2 separate regions of the Homo sapiens genome follow, and region 1 is linked to region 2. A link is an interaction called in ENCODE POLR2A ChIA-PET data of the cell type or tissue named here. Cell type or tissue: PC-3. All regions are shown on one strand.

Evidence for each region. ChIA-PET counts read pairs that join two places held together with the same protein. Peaks named below come from ENCODE experiments on the same cell type or tissue, not always from the same donor. Only the 100,000 strongest peaks of a DNase experiment are listed, where the experiment ranks them.
Region 1: POLR2A ChIA-PET joins it to region 2 with 8 read pairs; 1 of 35 experiments calls an interaction of 5 or more read pairs at or near these places.

The regions. Positions count from the first base shown.
Region 1 is chr4:41,907,417-41,911,416 of GRCh38, reverse strand. It overlaps LOC105374426 (a long non-coding RNA gene), which reads left to right. Exons shown (of 3, transcript NR_188374.1): 3 at 1-970. Among named protein-coding and RNA genes, the nearest start is that of TMEM33, 26 kb to the left of the region's middle. RefSeq lists an enhancer at 1,974-2,865. In PC-3, no CTCF peak of the experiment used is centred here; no DNase peak of the experiment used is centred here; H3K27ac peaks cover 868 bases.
Region 2 is chr4:41,711,006-41,715,005 of GRCh38, reverse strand. No RefSeq gene overlaps it. Among named protein-coding and RNA genes, the nearest start is that of LIMCH1-AS1, 20 kb to the right of the region's middle. In PC-3, no CTCF peak of the experiment used is centred here; no DNase peak of the experiment used is centred here; H3K27ac peaks cover 759 bases.

The sequences.
Region 1 (4,000 bases), 200 kb before region 2:
AAGAAAGCAGATGATGTGAAAGTATATCTAGGTCCCCAAGAGAGATGCAAATTACCAGCTGTATTCCCTCATGTCAGGAAAAAGAGGGTCCCATATATTTCTTGTCTAATACAAAATCGCAGAAGGCTGAAACACATTAACTAGAAAAGAGAATGCAATTTGGATTCAACTACCTGCTGTCATGAAAGGTAACAGTAGTTAATAATGTTTGCAATTCATGGGATGTTAGAGATAAAAGAGTCCTCAAATATCCTCCAGCAAAATCTCTCTCCTTTTACAAATGGACAAACTAAGGACAAGAGAAGAAAGATGAGTCAAGCCTTCAGTCTTATGCTGTGATCTGATGGTGAGCTATAAAATCACTGTCAAGAGAGCCCTTCCAACCACCTGTGCTCCTGGAATTCATGAGGGAAACACATTCCTAAAACAAAACTAGCAACATCAAGATATTACCAAATGCTAGGCCGGGCGCTGTGGCTCATGCCTGTAATCCCAGCAGTTTGGGAGGCCGAGGCGTGTGGATCATGAGGTCAGGAGATCGAGACCATGGCGAAACCCCGTCTCTACTGAAAATACAAAAATTAGCTGGGTGTGGTGGCGGGTGCCCATAGTCCCAGCTACTCGGGAGGCTGAGGCAGGAGAATGCCGTGAACCCGGGAGGCGGAGCTTGCAGTGAGCCGAGATCGCACCACTGCACTCCAGCCTGGGTGACAGAGCAAGACTCTGTCTCAAAAAAAAAAAAAAAAAAAAAAGAAATTACCAAATGCTCTTTTTCCACTCTTATTCTTCAATCTCCAGTAATTTAGCACTCTGTTAACTATATTATAATCTAAAAAGTTCAGGAATAAGCTGGGCACTGTGGTTCAAGCCTGTAGTCCCAGCACTTTGCAGATCACTTGAGCCAAGGAGTTCAAGACCAGCCTGGGCAACCTGATGAAAGCACGTCTCTACCAAAAAAAAAAAAAAAAAATTAGCCTGGTATGGTGGTGTGAGCCTGTAGTCGTAGCTACTCGGGAGGCTGAGGTGGGAGGATCACTTGAGCCCAGGAGCTGGAGGCTTCAGTGAGCCATGATTGCTCTACTGCACTGCAGCCTGGGCAAAAGAATGAGAGCCTGTCTCAAAAAAAAATCTACTGTAGGGGTGGCTGGCAAGATAGCCAAATAGGAAGAGCTTTGGCCTACACCTCCCAGCAGAAGGTAAGTGATTTCTGCATTTCCTTTTTTTTTTTTTTTTTTTTGAGATGGTGTTTCACTCTCGTTGCCCAGGCTGGAGTGCAGTGGTGTGATCTCGGCTCACTGCAACCTCTGCCTCCTAGGTTCAGGCAATTACCCTGCCTCAGCCTACCGAGTAGCTGGGATTACAGGCATGTGCCATCACGCCTGGCTAATTTTGTATTTTTAGGAGAGACGGGGTTTCACCATGTTGGCCGGCTAGTCTAGAACTCCTGACGTCAGGCCATCCACCCACATCATCCTCTCAAAATGTTGGGATTACAGGCATGAACCACCACACCTGGCCTGCATTTCCAGCTGAGGTACACAGCCCACCTCACTGGGACTGGTTACACAGTGGGTGCAGCCCACGGAGGGCAAGCTGAAGCAGGGTGGGGTGTCACCTCACCTGGGAAGTGCAAGGGGTCAGGGAACTCCTTCCCCTAGCCAAGGGAAGCCACGAGGGACTGTGCTGTGAGGAATGGTGCATTCCAGCCCAGATACTACACTTTTCCCATGGTCTTGGCAACCTGCAGACCAGGAGATTCCCTTGGGTGCCTATGCCACCAGGGCCCTGGGTTTCAAGCACAAAACTTGGAGACCATTTGGGCAGACACCGAGCTAGCTGCAGGAGTTTTTTTTTTTTTTTCGTACCTCAGTGGCACCTGGAATGCCAGCCAGACACAACCTTCACTCCCCAGGAAAGGGGGCTGAAGCCAGGGAGCCAAGTGGTCTAGCTCAGCAAATCTCACCACCATGGAGCCCAGAAAGCTGAGATCCACTGGCTTGAAATTCTCACTGCCAGCACAGGAGTCTGAAGTTGACCTGGGATGCTTGACCTTGGTTGGGGGAGGGGCATCCACCATTACTGAGGCATGAGTAGGTGGTTTTCCCCTCATAGTGTAAACAAAGCTGCTGGGAAGTTTGAACTGGGTGGAGCCCACTGCAGCTCGACAAAGCCTCTGTAGCTAGATTGCCTCTCCAGATTCCTCCTCTCTGGGCAGGGCATCTCTGAAAGAAAGGCAGCAGCCCCAGTCAGGGGCTTCTAGATAAAACTACCATCTCCCTGGGACAGAGCACCTGGGGGAAGGGGCTACTGCGGGCACAGCTTCAGCAGACTTAAATGTTCCTGCTTGCCAGCTCTGAAGAGAGCAGTGGATCTACCAAGCACAGTGCTCGAGCTCTGATAAGGGACAGACTGCCTCCTCAAGTGGGTCCCTGACCCCCGTGTCTCCTTATGGGGAGACACCTCCCAGCAGGGGTCAACAGACACCTCATACAGGAGAGCTCTGGCTGGCATCTGGCGGGTGACCCTCTGGGATGAAGTTTCCAGACAAGGAACAGGCAGCAATCTTTGCTGTTCTGCAGCATCCACTGTTGATACCCAGGCAAACAGGGTCTGGAGTGGACCTCCAGCAAACTCCAGCAGACCTGCAGCAGAGAGGCCTGACTGTTAGAAAGAAAACTAAAAAACAGAAAGGAATAGCATCAACATCAACAAAAAGGATGTCCACATAAAAACCCCATCCACAGGTCACTAACATCAAAGACCAAAGGTAGATAAATCCACGAAGATGAGGAAAAACCAGTGCAAAAAGGCTGAAAATTCCAAAAACCAGAACACCTCTTCCCTCCAAAGGATCACAACTTCTTGCCAGCAAGGGAACAAAACTGGACAGAGAATGAGTTTGACGAATTGACAGAAGAAAGTTTCAGCAGATGGGTAAAAAAAACTCCTGCAAGCTAAAGGAGCATGTTCTTTTTTTTTATTTTTTTATTTTTTATTTTATTTTATTATTATTATACTTTAAGTTTTAGGGTACATGTTCACAATGTGCCGGTTAGTTACATATGTATACATGTGCCATGCTGGTGTGCTGCACCCATTAACTCGTCATTTAGCATTAGGTATATCTCCTAATGCTATCCCTCCCCCCTCCCCCCACCCCAAAACAGTCCCCAGAGTGTGATGTTCCCCTTCCTGTGTCCATGTGTTCTCATTGTTCAATTCCCACCTGTGAGTGAGAACATGTGGTGTTTGGGTTTTTTGTCCTTGTGCTAGTTTACTGAGAATGATGATTTCCAATTTCATCCATGTCCCTACAAAGGACATGAACTCATCATTTTTCATGGCTGCATAGTATTCCATGGTGTATATGTGCCACATTTTCTTAATCCAGTCTATCATTGTTGGACATTTGGGTTGGTTCCAAGTCTTTGCTATTGTGAATAATGCTGCAATAAACATATGTGTGCATGTGTCTTTATAGCAGCATGATTTATAGTCCTTTGGGTATATACCCAGTAATGGGACGGCTGGGTCAAATGGTATTTCTAGTTCTAGATCCCTGAGGAATCGCCACACTGACTTCCACAATGGTTGAACTAGTTTACAGTCCCACCAACAGTGTAAAAGTGTTCCTATTTCTCCACATCCTCTCTAGCACCTGTTGTTTCCTGACTTTTTAATGATTACCATTCTAACTGGTGTGAGATGGTATCTCATTGCGGTTTTGATTTGCATTTCTCTGATGGCCAGTGACGGTGAGCATTTTTTCATGTGTTTTTTGGCTGCATAAATGTCTTCTTTTGAGAAGTGTCTGTTCATGTCCTTCGCCCACTTTTTGATGGGGTTGTTTGTTTTTTTCTTGTAAATTTGTTTGTGTTAATTGTAGATTCTGGATATTAGCCCTTTGTCAGATGAGTAGGTTGCAAAAATTTTCTCCCATGTTGTAGGTTGCCTGTTCACTCTGATGGTAGTTTCTTTTGCTGTGCAGAAGCTCTTCAGT
Region 2 (4,000 bases):
TCTACAGGATCTTCTCTTATCTGACGGGGAACGTGAACAGTGATTATCCACTTAGCCCAGATCCATTCTCTGATTTTTAAAAATGTGATTTGCTAACACATACCAGACTTCACATAGGGAGAAGGTAAGCCCACAGGTCCAGTAACAAGATTTGTGGTGTTAAATGCAATTGGGTCTCAAATTTTAAGCAGTTAAATGTCTTAATTTGTTCTTTTCTTCCCACCATAATATAATGAGGATAAACTTTGACACACAGCAGCTCTGCAAAGGGAAGATTTCTCCTTGTTCATTGTTTCTCAAATCAATCTTCTCTCCTGAAATTTGATTTTCGAAGTGCCTTACAGTCCTTAAGCCAGGTGGCTGCAATGAGTCCACTTGGAACATTCATAATCATCTGAAATAAAAGCACACTCTAGAAGCCAGATGCACTTAAGACAATCAAATGTGGTTAGTCACCAAGTAGAAATAACTCTTTTAACCTCTCTCTAACTGTGCCCTTTAGCCTACCGATTCTAGCACAGGTTGCCGAAGGGAATCACCTTGGTTTTGAAGTAAATAGTATGAATCTCTCTGGGTTAAGTACTTATGTGTCCTCTTATGCACAGCAATTCGTTTTTCTGATATTTTAGCCCAAATATTGTCAACTGAAGGCTTGTCTTGTGGCTGGGAGAAGGAAAACTATATTGTGTTTTCCAAAAGATCCATGAAAAGACTGCCTATAGAGGCTCTTTTCATCCAGGATTTAATATTTGAAAATTAAATATTATAGTATTTTTCATATCAGTTGGTCCCCCATCTCCAGGAAAGGTCAACTGAGGAAGTGATATAGTTTTTAAAAGTCAAAGAAATATAATACAATGTTAGATTTGTGGGGGGAACCATGAATTTGGATTTGACCACAATTGGCCACCTTTTGGTTTGTTTTTTTGTCTCTTAACAAAATTGTGCTGAGGCACAACTATTTCTCATTACTCAGTTAGCCCAAGGGGTAACTGGACTTAAATGTTTATGTAAGTCACATGTAAACTGAGAGGTGTTGACTTAAAAAGAGTTATCAAACTGCTTCCTCTTGTTTTTATTTCCTCCTAGATGGGAAAGTCAGGAGGTTGGTACTGGAGAACAATAAATAAGAAGAAAGGGTAAACGAATGCTATTAAATGTGGGAAAGTGTTACTAAGGAAAAACTACAAAACCAATGGAAACAATCTGAATGTGTGTCCCCTCCAAATCTCAGGTTGAAATATGATTGCCAGTGTTGGAATTGGGGTCCTGGTGGGAGGTGGTTAGATCATGGGGGCAGATCTCTCCTAAGTGGTTAAACACCATTTCCTTAGTGATACATGAGTCCTCGCTCAATTAGTTTGTGTGAGATCTGGTTGTTTAAGTGTCTGGGACCTCCCCCTCCCTCTTGCTCCCTCTCTGGCCACGTGACATGCTGGTTCCCTGTCGCCTACCGCCATGACTGGAAACTTCCTGAGGCCTTACCAGAAGCAGACACCAACACCAGGCTTCCTGTACAGCCTGCAGAACCATAAGCCAATTAAACCTCTTTTCTTTATAATTACCCAGCCTCAGATAACTCTTTATAGCAACATAAGAATGGCCTAACACACCAATTATATTCTCACATTGAAATAAACATAATAATATATATATATTGAAACCTCAAATCTAAGTACCACCCAGGATGGAATTAAAAGTATCTATGCTTATTTTAATGTGATTCTGTGGCAGAAACATAGCCTAATATTTCTGTCTCAATTGGGATACTTTCCATTGCAAGTGATGGAAAAACTGTCTGACATTGAATTCAGCAATAAGGAAATTTACAAGGTTTTATGAAACCATAGTGGTGTGAGTTCCAAAGGTGGTTAGTTTGGAGCTCAATAATGTCCTTGTGGACTCTGTTTCTTCCATCTTTTTATCTGCATCTGCTAGCTACAATGTGGGCTTCACCCTAAGGCTGGGCCCTTTAAAGTTACAGGATATCTGTCAGTACAGTTAGATCCATGTGCTTCCTCTTAATTATCCAGAAAAAAAAAAAGAATGCTTTCCTTAACTCTAACAAAAGTTCTGAGATTCCTGCTGATTGGAACATTGATTGGCTTAAACCTGGGTTACTTGAACCAATACTTATGGCAAGAGGGTGAGATTAATTTGCTGGATTACAGCAATCAGAGCCCAGCCCTGGAGCTGATGGAGGGGTTAATTCCATCTCAACAACTGCCATAGAATAAATGTTGGAAAGGCAACAGATTTACTGCTATAGATATTCTGGGAGAAAGGGAATTCAAGATTGCCTATCCTCGTGTTGTTTTTTATGACAGGCAGTAAATCATACAGTAGTAACTTTAGAGCTATTAGTAATCTCACTGTTTTTATTGAGCCCTTTTCTGACAGATACTAGAGAAGATGAGATTGTGAGGTTGTTCAATGGTCTCCTCATTCAGGTTACTCATACTTATCTTCTATGACTCACATAGATGTACGCTGATTGACATACCGGTTCAATTCAAAGCATCAAAAATAATTCTTAAATTCTATACAAGAGGATGAAGATCAATGATATTCAAACTGGGAACTACTGCAATTGTCTTACTAAGACTACCAAAATGGTTTATTAAATGGTTCACAAAAGCAAAAGATAGTTTCTTACCTTACTTTTTTTTTTTTTTTACAAAGATAAACTAAGAATTTAGATAAGGCTGATTTTTTCCTATTCAAAAGATTCTCAAAACAAAAAAATACAACGGCATATATTAAATACTCTCCTTTAAAAAAATGTTAAGTTCCGGGATACATGTGCAGAACGTGCAGGTTTGTTACATAGACAAAGGTGTGCCATTGTGGTTTGCTGCACCTATCAACCTGTCATCTAGGTTTTAAGCCCCACATGCATTAGGTATTTGTCCTAATGCTCTCCTTCCCCTTGCCCCCGACCCCTTGAGAGGCCCCAGTGTGTGTTGTTCCCCTCCTTGTGTTCATGTGTTCTCATTGTTCAGCTCCCACTTATAAGTGAGGACATGTGGTGTTTGGTTTTCTGTTCCCATGTTAGTTTGCTGAGGATTATGGCTTCTAGCTTCATCCATGTCCCTGCAAAGGACATGATCTCATTCCTTTTTTATGGCTGTATAGTATTCCATGGTGTATATGCACCACATTTTCTTTATCCAGAATACTCTTTTGATACACAAAACAAGATAATCCTTGAGACTAGAGTAGACTCTTGAGTCTAGAGAACCAGGGAGATCAGAATTCACGAGAGTTCCTTCACCACCTTTCTGAAATGTATTCTATTGTTTACTTCGTCTATTAGGGTAGACTGTCTGATGGCACTTTTTCAGTACTAACCCACTGGTAGTTGCCCGTTCTCTCAAATTCAGATTAAGGTGGATATGTGTTTTATAAAATGAGCTGAGGCCCACCAGCCCCATGGAAATATTTGCCCATGGTGCAGTGCCTGAGATTTTTGCATATGAGGTTTGACACTTTCCCTCCTGAGTGCTGAGGGAAGGTGAGAGAAAGAAAGTTAAATATGGAAACTACTTTTCTTCAATATTCTGTCTCTTGACTGCAATACAAGTCTTATTTGGGGGTATTATTATTCCATCACTGAAACCTAAGTGCTTGCACCATATTCTTGACAGTGTTCCTGATGAAAGCACTACTTTCCACTGGAAATTTCTTAGGAGAATTAGATCTTGAATAAAGAGGTCTAGTGAGTTTCAGCCATGTTTACTCTCAGCCATAGCTCCCTGGCCCTTAACTCACCTGATCCTCCACTTCCTGCTGTCATAGTTCCAGATGCAAGTCCCAACTGATTTTATTATTATTCTTAAATTTTTATCTTTGGAGACAGAGTCGTGCTCTGTTGCCCAGGCTAGAGTGTGATTTCGGCTCACTGCAACCTCTGCCTTCCGGGTTCACGCGATTCTCCTGCTTCAGCCTCCTGAATAGCTGGGGCTACAGGTGTGTGCCACCATGCCTGGCTAATTTTTTT